Linked DNA regions of Homo sapiens: regions 2 and 3 are each linked to region 1. A link is a contact called in ENCODE Hi-C data. All regions are on one chromosome and are shown on one strand. Each heading gives the region's core, a stretch centred on a gene start or an enhancer-like site at or near the end of the contact. The rest is flanking DNA. Distances are from core to core; before and after follow the strand shown.

What was found. Hi-C counts contacts between places; a loop is a spot of excess contacts on that map. Pooled maps may share reads with other maps.
Region 2: a map with no recorded cell type shows a loop between it and region 1 (2.9-fold over the local background). The contact joins the promoter of BBC3 here to the promoter of DACT3 in region 1. A Hi-C loop is called at or near these places in 1 of 37 single-sample maps with no recorded cell type and 5 of 50 pooled maps.
Region 3: a pooled map shows a loop between it and region 1 (9-fold over the local background). The contact joins the enhancer-like site here to the promoter of DACT3 in region 1. A Hi-C loop is called at or near these places in 4 of 50 pooled maps.

Annotation. Positions count from the first base shown.
Region 1 is chr19:46,659,673-46,662,892 of GRCh38, forward strand. DACT3 (dishevelled binding antagonist of beta catenin 3) reads right to left here and starts at 1,510. Exons shown (of 4, transcript NM_145056.3): 1 at 1,144-1,510. The coding sequence starts at 1,392. DACT3-AS1 (DACT3 antisense RNA 1) reads left to right here and starts at 692. Exons shown (of 3, transcript NR_040042.1): 1 at 692-736. RefSeq lists silencers at 1,308-1,557, 1,768-1,887.
Region 2 is chr19:47,229,271-47,232,728 of GRCh38, forward strand. BBC3 (BCL2 binding component 3) reads right to left here and starts at 1,929. Exons shown (of 4, transcript NM_014417.5): 1 at 1,659-1,929. RefSeq lists silencers at 1,087-1,806, 1,947-2,176 and enhancers at 2,317-2,436, 3,146-3,458, 3,196-3,458.
Region 3 is chr19:46,013,839-46,017,285 of GRCh38, forward strand. CCDC61 (coiled-coil domain containing 61) reads left to right here. Exons shown (of 14, transcript NM_001267723.2): 6 at 1,211-1,421; 7 at 1,507-1,589; 8 at 2,216-2,385; 9 at 2,480-2,555; 10 at 2,856-2,995; 11 at 3,153-3,231; 12 at 3,409-3,447. Among named protein-coding and RNA genes, the nearest start is that of MIR769, 3.4 kb to the right of the region's middle. RefSeq lists silencers at 1,453-1,747, 2,215-2,294, 3,025-3,084. Within about 2 kb of position 1,624, at least 2 of the 41 ENCODE cell types and tissues checked have a DNase peak (open chromatin) inside an H3K27ac peak, as active enhancers do.

The sequences.
Region 1 (3,220 bases), core at 260-2,759:
GGGGCGGTCGAGGTCAGCGGCGGGGAGAGCCCCCTCCACTGCCACCTCGGCTCAGGTTTCCCGAAACGGGAAGCTCTGGCCACACACAGGCTTGGGGATGGGGATCTGCCGTGGAGCCAGGGTGTGCGGGCTGGGGGGAGGGGAAGACAGACTGAGCCTGGGACGTCGGGCAAGAAGAAGAGAGCGAGGTGCAGACAGGCAGGAAGGGAAGGCCAAGGAGACAGATGCAGAGGGACACAGAGATCACAGAGACAGAGAGACAGGATGAAGAAAGAGAAGCAGACACAGAAAGTCACAGGGATGTGGCAGGACGGAGAGAGTGACAGAACCCAGGACGAGATCGGGAGACTCAAGGAATGACATAGAAAGGGGAGAGGCATGGGGCGTCCTCAAGTCATTCCGGAGACCTCTGCCCATCTTCCACCATGAGAACACCCAGAGTCCAGAAGTCTCCCCCAGGCGCTGCCTCGACCTGCCTCCCCTTGGGTCAAGGAGAGCTGGGGCCAGGTAGGAAGCAGGGGAAGTGTCACCAAAGGGTCAAGATCCCAGTGGGGGGTCCTCAGGGACTGTGAGCTTCCTCTCAGCAGTGGTCCCTCCCTCTGGAGGCCCTGAGATTCCCCTCCTCCCACCCCGCCCCCTCCAGAGATCTCCAAGCACACCAGGACTTAGGGAAGATGGAGCCCTGGTGGCGGGGCCCAGAGAAGGGCATGTTTGGAGCCTGGCTGTGTCACCTTGGGTGAGTCGCTTGCTCTCTCTGAGCCTCAATTTGTTTCTCTGTTAAATGGGGACTATCACCCCGTTTCCCAAGCCGCAAGAAGACAACGCCTGCAAAGTACCCGGTCTCGGGTTTGACACATACTTGGCGCCCACAAGGATTTTCTTTGGGGAAGGGGTGTAAGAGACAGGGCCTGTGTTTCTCACGAGGCCCCAGTGGGGGCGATGCAGTTCCCCCTCCCCCGATTTGGGGGCGGGGAGGCCAGGTCCGGCCCGCCGCCGGAACTCCGGGGTCGCCAGCCCCACCCCCTGTCCTTTCTCACTCCCTGCCTACCCGGGTCCCCAACCCCCGCCCGGTGTCTGAGCATCCAACCGAGACAGACAGACACAGACGGGGGTGGAGGGACGGACGGACAGGCAGCCCCTTACCAGCTGCTCCTCCAGGGCCGCTGCGGCCCGGCGCGCCGCCGCCGCATCTTCATCCTCATCGGCGTCCTCCTCGTCCTCGGCCTCGGCGCCCCCCATTCCGGGCTGGGCCAGCCGCAGCGCCTGCTGCACGCGGTACTCCTGCCTCTCCCGGAGCCAATGTAACTCGCAGAGCCCGGCCAGGCTACCCTCCAGCCAGCCCCGCAGCCGGCCCCGCTCAGGGCTCACCGGGAACGAGAAGGCCCGGATCATGGCTGCGGCCCCCCGCCCCAGCCCGGCCGGGCCCCGCGGCCACCCCTCTCCCGGTCCCACCTCCCCGCCCCAGCAGCCTGCCCGCCCGCCCGCTGGCCGGGCTGTCACCGTCTCATCTGCATAGGCGCCCGCCCATTGGGCCGCCCACCCGCGCCTTATCTGCATGGCCACGCCCCCGGCGACCGAGCAACAGCCGCCTATTGGCGAATAAGCTTCCTGACGAAGACTCTCGGGCGTGCAACCGCACCGCCCAACACGACGCATGCTCGCAACTGCCTACTCACTCCGCTCGCCACGCCCCCTCCGTGCAACTGCCTCGGGGCCCTGGCCACGCCCCCCCACGCGTCACAATGAAACAAGCCCGCCCTTGCTTCAATGCCATTGGTCTGTGCCTGGCCGGTCCTGCAGCAGGTTCCACCCTCTTGCGGGCGAGCGCTGGCTACCATTGGACTGTCCGGCGCGAGGGGAAGGGTGATCTATAAATAGGGAATGGGTACACGTGACAGTTTGGCAGCTGCTCCTACCCCTCCACCCCGCCCAACCTTCAGCTTCTGAGGCTGCGCAGGGGGAGAAAAGGGTTAGGGGGTCGAGCCCTGACTTCGCCTCCTCTTCCAAGAAGCCTTCCCAGACACTCAGCTGTAAAACCAGACGGACGTCCTCCGATGAAATTGTTTCTACTTAGGGCCGGCTTCACCGGCTTGGAATCCACTTAGAAGGGTCTTCGCGCTTGGTTGAATGTTCTGCAATTTCTGTCTTGAAATTTTTAGTTTTTGAGCAAGGGGCCCCTTATTTTCACTTTGCACTAGGCCAAATATGTAGCCGGTCTTGCTGCTAAGAGTCTAAGATCGATTGCATTCCAAATTCTGGAATTATAAGACCCTGGGTGGAAGATTCTATGCTTTGACCAGAAGAGAGTCTAAGCAGCTTTTGTCTCCCAGGTGCTAGGAGGATGTGTGCTCATCATTCTTCCATTCCAGGGGCCTTTGTTCTACGTTCTAAGGGGCTTTGTTCTCAGCCTTCTATGATGCTCTATTCTCAACGTTCTCTGGTCCTAGGAGTCTGAGCCTGACATTCGTTTCCAAGGCTTCCTGCTGTCTCTCCAGGCTCCGCAAGCAGGGCTGGGGCACCCTCAGGCGGCCAATCTGTATCACTACGCCGAGCCTGCCTCTACCAACTTCCAAGACCTAGCTCTAATATTCATACTCATCTCTCAGACAGACCTTGGCTCCCTAAAAGCCAAGGCCCAGAAGATCATACAAGAAATTCCCTCTTTTATGATTCCCCGTGCACGAAGTGACCTTCTGGTGGTGAGATGGAGAGAAATTGATAGTGGCGATAGACAGCAAAGTCTCCAGGAGCCAGACTTCCTCGGGGTGAGTCACAGATCTGTCACTTTCCAGCTGTGTGACCTTGGAAAACTTACTTAACCTCTCTGTGCCACCGTTTCTTCATCTGATCACGGGATCATAATACTGGCTGCCTCATACAGTTGTTCTGAGGATTCAATGAAATGTATTAGGTACTTGGAGCAGTGTCTTCCATGGATTAAGAGCCACAGAAGGGTTTGACAAATAAGTTTAAAAACTAATCTAGTAAGTTTCCGGGGGGAAATGTCTTGAAATTTATTAGAGACAACCTTTATTCAGTCTTCCTCTTGTTCAAAATAGACTTAGAAAATTAGTCGGGTGTGGTGGTGCACACCTGTAGCCCCAGCTACTTGGGAGGCTGAGGCGGGAGGATCACTTGATTTCCTTTTTGACTTCTTGATGCTTTTATTAATGATGATGCCAAAAGATTTCTGGAGAATCAGCCAGGCGCAGTGGCTCAC
Region 2 (3,458 bases), core at 679-3,178, 570 kb after region 1:
CTGGACTCACATATCAACACAAAACAGACACCCACGGACACACATACATCAACACCCCCAAAACACACCCACATGTCACCAACTCTCAGGACACACGTAGATCAGGCACACACAGACACATGCCATCAGACCTCAACACACCACCAGACACCAACCCACCCTCCTCACGCAACCCTCAAACATCATCACCAACTGTCAGCAACACACACACACACACACCCTACAGCTAACTCTAATCCCACACAGCCCAGCAGCACACACACCTAGCGCACCCACAGAAAACACTGGTCTCACGTGACTGACATAAACACTACACACACGCAGCCCACATGACACACATGAGCCAGCCGATCACAGTGACAAGCCCCTCAGACCCAACACACACACACACACACAGGCTCAGACACAACCCCATCCAGAGGCTGCCAGCAACACCCACCGTCTACACTGCATAGACCCCACAGATCCTGGGTCCTCAAATCCCAGACGCTGATGCCAGACACACAAGCCAAACCCAGACTGAAACAACCCCCCACCACACACATACATACACACACACACTCACACCTGACAACTCACACAGACACCTGGACAGAAAACAGACATTTGCATTTAGCAGGCGCAGCATCACAAACGCTGGGCAAAAGACACATGCCCCGGAGATACAGAGACGGCCTCAGCCAAGACAGAAACACACAGGCAAGACACAAGCACACATATCGCACGCTCGGGCAAGACACACACATAAACACACAAACAGCTCACTCCAGCAACACACACACACTACAACCTCCACACCCCAGCACACGCAGGCACCACAGACCCCCAGTATCATCCCGGAACAGCACACACAGACAACTCTCACCGACAACACACGCAGGTCCACCCACCCCACAAGCAGGGCACCCACAGACAGAACCCCACACAAACAGGCGCGGGGACTCACGCAGACACCCCGACGGGTCAGAAACCCCAACATTCCTCTGGATCGACACCACCACTCCCTGCAGAACCCAGCACAAACTCGGAGCCAGACACGCGCACACACCCAGGCGAGACACCTGCAGATCCACAACCCCGCACACGCGCGCTCCCACGGCGGTCCCAGACACCCCCCTCCGCTGTCACAGCCCCCCCCACCGCCGCCACGTGCGCCCGCCCCGCCCGCCAGGCGAGCGCGGGGCCAATAACCGGCTGTTGCTGGGGCGCAGCCCCCGCCCGCAGGAGCCGCAGACTCCACGGCCCGCGAGCCGCCCCCCGTCGCCGCCCCCAGCGGGCGCGCGCCCTGGGTGTGGCCGCCCCTCCGTGCCGCCCCCCCGCCCCTCCCGGACTTTGGGGGCTGGGGCACCCCTGGGGTCGACCCTCTTCCCCGGGGCCGCACTGGCCGCCAGGGGGCGCTGCCGAGCCCGCACCCCATTGTTTGTAAACAAACCCGCCAGACCGCCGAGGCACCTGTGCGCCCAGACCGGCGCCCCAACGCCGAGCCGCCTCTCACCCGGCGACCCTGGCCCAGGGTCCCTCGCGGGGTTTGGAGAGGCGCGGTGTGGGGAGGCAGGGCGCCCACACTGCTCTCCGCCTGCACTCCTGTCACCTCCTCCAGGGAGTCCACCCGGCCTGGCCGATCGCCGCCGGAGAGGATTCGGGGCGCGCACACTCACCCCGGGGGCATGAACACGCCGGAGGGGGCGGCGGTGGGGGGCGGGCGGCTTCCTTCAGGAGGGCGCGCCCGCCGAGCGCCGCTCTCCGCGGCGGCTGCTGCTGTGGCTGTCGCTGCTGCTGCCGCTCTAACTGCAGTGGCGGCTGCTGTGGCTGTGGCTGCTGCTGCTCCCCGGGCCGCAGGCGCGTCCGCGTCGTGGCCGCTGCTGGGATCGCTGGTGCCGCCGCCGCCGCCGCCAGGCGCCCGCTCGCATGTGGCTCGCGCCGCGTCTCAGGCCGCCCGGCGGATCCCGGGCCCGCTCCAAAGCCGCCCCGCCCCGCCCCGCCCCGCCCCCGCCCGGCGGGTCCCACGCCCCGCCCCCGCGTGACGCTACGGCCCCGCCCGCCCGCCGCGGACAAGTCAGGACTTGCAGGCGCGCGCCGCGCCCCCCCCTACCTCCGCGCCGGGGGTTTCCCTGCAGCGGGGGACGGGGCAGGGCCTAGCCCAAGGCAAGGAGGACCCAGGCGCTGTGCGGCGGGGTGTGGGGAGATCGCCCAGACACCGGGACAGTCGGACACACACACTGACTGGGACCCACAGATCCACACCCCCAGCGATGCGTACACAGACCGACCGACGGGCGTTCCAGGGTCCACAAAGTCACGTGCAGGCAGAGCCCAGAGGATGTACTCACAGACACAAGGCCACAGTCTCGCAAATCCACACCATGGACAGGGGCATGAGCACACACACTCACATACTGATGGGGCTCACACTTACACACACCCAGACGGAAATGCACAGACTCACTAACAGGGTCCCCTGGACAAGCAGACGGACACAATGACAGGGCCACACACAGTTGCAGAAACACCCACACTGATGATCACACCTGGGCCCACAAACTGTGTTCACAAACAACCCTACCGAACAGGCACCCACACCACACACACGGTGGTGCAACCACACAGACATAGGCGGAGTGCTTATCAGGAAACACAAACTTGCTGATAGGCACAGGGGACACACACATACACACAGACACCTGTTACAGGGATACCTGGATACACGGCCAAATCCAAATCACACTCCCACAGGGACATACACAAATGCACTCACACAATTTCACAGCTAACACATTAAAACTATCAGAAAGTGACATTCGCCCGACACGGTGGCTCATGCCTGTAATCCCAGCACTTTGGGAGGCCAAGGTGCGTGGACTGCCTGAGGTCAGGAATTCGAGACCAGCCTGACCAACATGATGAAACCCCATCTCTACTAAAAATACAAAATTAGCCGGGCGTTGTGGCGCATGCCTGTAATCCCAGCTACTTGGGAGGCTGAGGCAGGAGAACTGCTTGAACCCGGGAGGCGGAGGTTGCAGTGAGCCGAGATAGTGCCATTGCACTCTAGCCTGGGCAACAAGAGCAAACTCCGTCTTAAAAATAAAAATAAAGGAAAGAAACTGACATTCAGAGACACAAACCAAATCAGACATAGAAGAAACTGACCACCCACACATGTCACAAAGTCACACCTGTGACAGCTTCTTGCTAACTGGCCCACTGCACACACGTCGGAGCATGCACACCTGGCCACACTCACCACAAATCTGGCAGGGGACCCACGTCGTGGAAGCAGCCCTGGGCACCTGGCATGGACATGCCTGGGCAGACCCCATGCCAAATTTCATCCTGTCTCATAGCTTTCCATTCCGTTTCTTTTTCAGTTTCTCATTGTTACTTCCTGCCCTGCTCTGGTTTGGTGAGTTTTGTCCTTCCTTTTTCCAAAGCCGTGGATTCCTGTCTCCTCTACACTT
Region 3 (3,447 bases), core at 374-2,873, 650 kb before region 1:
CTGGGTGACAGAGCAAGACTCCGTCTCAGAAAAAAAAAAAAAAAGATTTCTTTGCAGTTCTTTTTGGCCTTAGGCTATATCCCGCTTGCTCAAACGATGTGTTTTAGTCACCTCCTATAATTCTCCAATGTGCCACCAACTTTGATATAGAGTTAGGTCTGTTTGGGCCAGTTTCTTTTAAAATTTTTGTGATGGCATTTGTTAAAATTTAATTAATTAATTTGTATAAAATATTTTTATAGTTCCAAAACTGAAAAAGAGGGTACATTCAGAGAGGTCCAATTTCTTACATTTTTTAAAAAATTATTTTTACTTCTGGTTTTCTTATTTTTTTGAGATGTGATCCACCTGCCTCGGCCTCCCAAAGTGCTGAGATTACAGGCATGAGCCACTTTGTCCAGCCAGAGAAGTCCAATTTCTGTTCATTTTCCCCTTCCCCATAAATAATCCTTTTTTCCCCCATAGATTTTGGTTTATTCTGTAATTTTGAAAATATAAACATATAATTTATAATTCTCATTTCTTTTATGAAAAGGGACATTCTGAACATACTGTCTGCACCGCACTGTGTCACAGCAGTCACTCGGTGACAGGACACAGAGATACTCTACTTTCCTCTTTATAGTTTTGTGGGACTCAATTGAGTAGATGTATTAGAAATTCAATTAGTTCTCTTTTAACATACATTTTGGTTATTTCCACTCTTTTGCTATTACAGATTGTGCTGCAATGAATAGCCTTGTGTATACATTTTCTCAAGGAAGGGTTTTGAGCATGGTAGTTACCTGATCAAATTTGTATTGTAGAGGATTTCGTGACTGGGAGACTGGCCTGGCGAGGTGGGAGGAGGAGGGAGGCAGTGCTAGGCTTTCAGGGTGTGTACAGATTGATGAAATCGTTTAGAATTGGAACTCACATGGCTGTGTTCCCACTCCTTCACCCGCACCAGGGGGAGGAGTGTGTGTGTGTGTCCTGTGCGTGGTGGGGTCATGTCCTCTTCGTGAGGTGCATGGGGGTGATGTGACCACATCCCTCCTCACACGTCGCAGGGGATATGATAGGACCCTGCCCCTCCCCATGGGGTCAGTTGAGACTGATGAGCCGTGTACCCCCTTCCGGGGAGGTGAAATGATGAGGCGTCCCACCCCCATGGAGTAGTGGGAATGGGGCCATGCCTCTCTCTCCAGCGCTCTCTCCGCGTCTTCCCCAGGGTGTCGCGCCTGGCGTCCGAGAAGCGGGAGCTGGAGGCGCAGCTGGGCCGATCGCGCGAGGAGGCGCTGGCCGGGCGCGCGGCACGCCAGGAGGCCGAGGCGCTGCGCGGGCTGGTGCGCGGGCTGGAGCTGGAGCTGCGGCAGGAGCGCGGCCTCGGGCACAGGGTGGCCGGCCGTCGCGGCCAGGACTGCCGCCGTCTGGCCAAGGAGGTGAGCAGCGGGGGCCCGGGGCGGCCAGCGAGGCGCGGACCTCGGCCTCAGCCTGGACCTCCGCGCCCCTCTCCCCTCCCGGCAGCTCGAGGAGGCGAAGGCATCGGAGCGGAGCCTGCGCGCCCGGCTGAAGACGCTGACCAGCGAGCTGGCATTGTACAAGAGGGGGTGAGAGCGAGGCCTGCCAGGCGCCTGGGCGGATGGGCGGGCCCTGAGGGTGTGGAGGCTGATGAGGCGGAGCCTAAGGGGGCGGGGCGGGGCCAGGTAGGGTGGAGGGGGCGGGGCTGAAGGGGAGGCGGGGCTTAGCGGACCCCGTCTGGAGTCCAGACAGGATTTGGGTGCAGTGGTTAGGAGGTGGACCCGGGCTGTGCGGAGATGCGCAGGCTTGGGGCGGCGTTCAGGAGGGACTGGGAAAGGGATCGTGCCCTAGGGTCTCCTGGTGCGAAAGGGTGCGGCGCAGCAGGTGGGATCAGGGTGAGGTCCGCTGGCATTTATGGGGTGGGTGGTGGAAAATTGGAAAGAGTTTCCGGGGAGTTGTGGAAGACTCCGGAAAGAAGGGTCTGTTGAAGGCGGTGTGTTGAAAGGATGTAGGGGAATGACAGAGGGGTGTTTTAGGGGTCCAATTGGGTGAGGTCTGGGGGGGAAGATATCGAGAGGGTCATGGGCCCAGGAGTGCACGTCTAGGAGTTGATGGGGTAGGCCTGAGGGTTCGGAGAAGGTGCGGTCGGGGAGGAGTCTCGCGATTGAGTTTGTCGGGGCGGGCGGGAAGCTGACAGCTGCCTCTGTGGTCTCAGGAGGCGGACTCCGCCGGTGCAGCCGCCCCCGACGCGGGAGGACCGGGCCTCATCGTCCCGGGAGCGCTCCGCGTCGCGAGGCCGCGGCGCCGCGCGCTCCTCATCCCGGGAGAGCGGCCGCGGGAGCCGGGGTCGGGGCCGCCCTGCGCGCCCCTCGCCCTCGCCCACAGGTCTGTGCCCCTGCCCTGCGGTAGGGAGGGGACGCACTGGCGCTGCCAAGGCCCGTCTCCGGACCTAGCCGCCTCCTCTCCCACGCCGTCCTAGGTGGTCGCGCGCTCCGCTTCGACCCCACGGCCTTTGTGAAAGCCAAGGAAAGGAAGCAGAGAGAGATCCAGATGAAGTCAGTGCCCCTTCCTCCCTCACCTGCCCCTGTCCCTGGCCCGTGCCCGCTCCCGGGCTCTCATCTCTCCACGCCACCATCAGTCTCCATCCCCTGCCACCTGCTCGCTTCTCGCCGGATACCCCGCCTGCTCTCCCTTCCGTCCGTCCTACCTCCTCGTCTGTGTTTCTGCGTGCTTTCCGCTCGTAGGCCTGTCACCTCAGGCTTTCGCTGGCGTGGCTGTGACCTTTAGGGGCGCAGTGACCCCCTTGCCTGCAGGAGTTGGGCGTACAGACCGGCGTCTCCTTTCTTTTTTCCCAGGCAGCAGCAGCGGAACCGCTTAGGCAGTGGGGGAAGCGGGGACGGTCCGTCCGTCTCCTGGTCTCGCCAGACCCAGCCCCCTGCTGCCTTGACTGGCCGAGGGGACGCCCCTAACCGCTCCCGAAACCGCAGCTCCTCAGGTAACTGGCCTGGAGCTGGGGGCTGCCGGGCTAGGCGGGACTGGGCGGGGCTGGGCGGGCTGGGAGGCACTGGGCAGGGCGGGCGGGCTGGGAGGGCCTGGGAAGCACTGGGCGGGGCCAGCGAGGGCCAGCGGTCACGCCCTCCGTCTCCCTCTAGTGGACAGTTTCCGCAGCCGCTGCTCGTCTGCCAGCTCCTGCAGCGATTTGGAGGATTTCTCTGAGTCGCTCTCCAGAGGGTAAAACTTGAACTTGGGAAAAGGATCGCCTCCAAAGGGTTTCTGGGGAGACTAGAAACAGTCTTTTGCAGGGAAATTGGGTGATGGAGCCTGGGGGCCTTGAAACCACAAAGGTCGGGGAGGTGGGAAGTACCAGAGCCTCCCCACCACTGGTCCTTGGTTACTCCTTTTTCTCAGGGGTCACCGCCGCCGTGGGAAGCCTCCCAGCCCAACGCC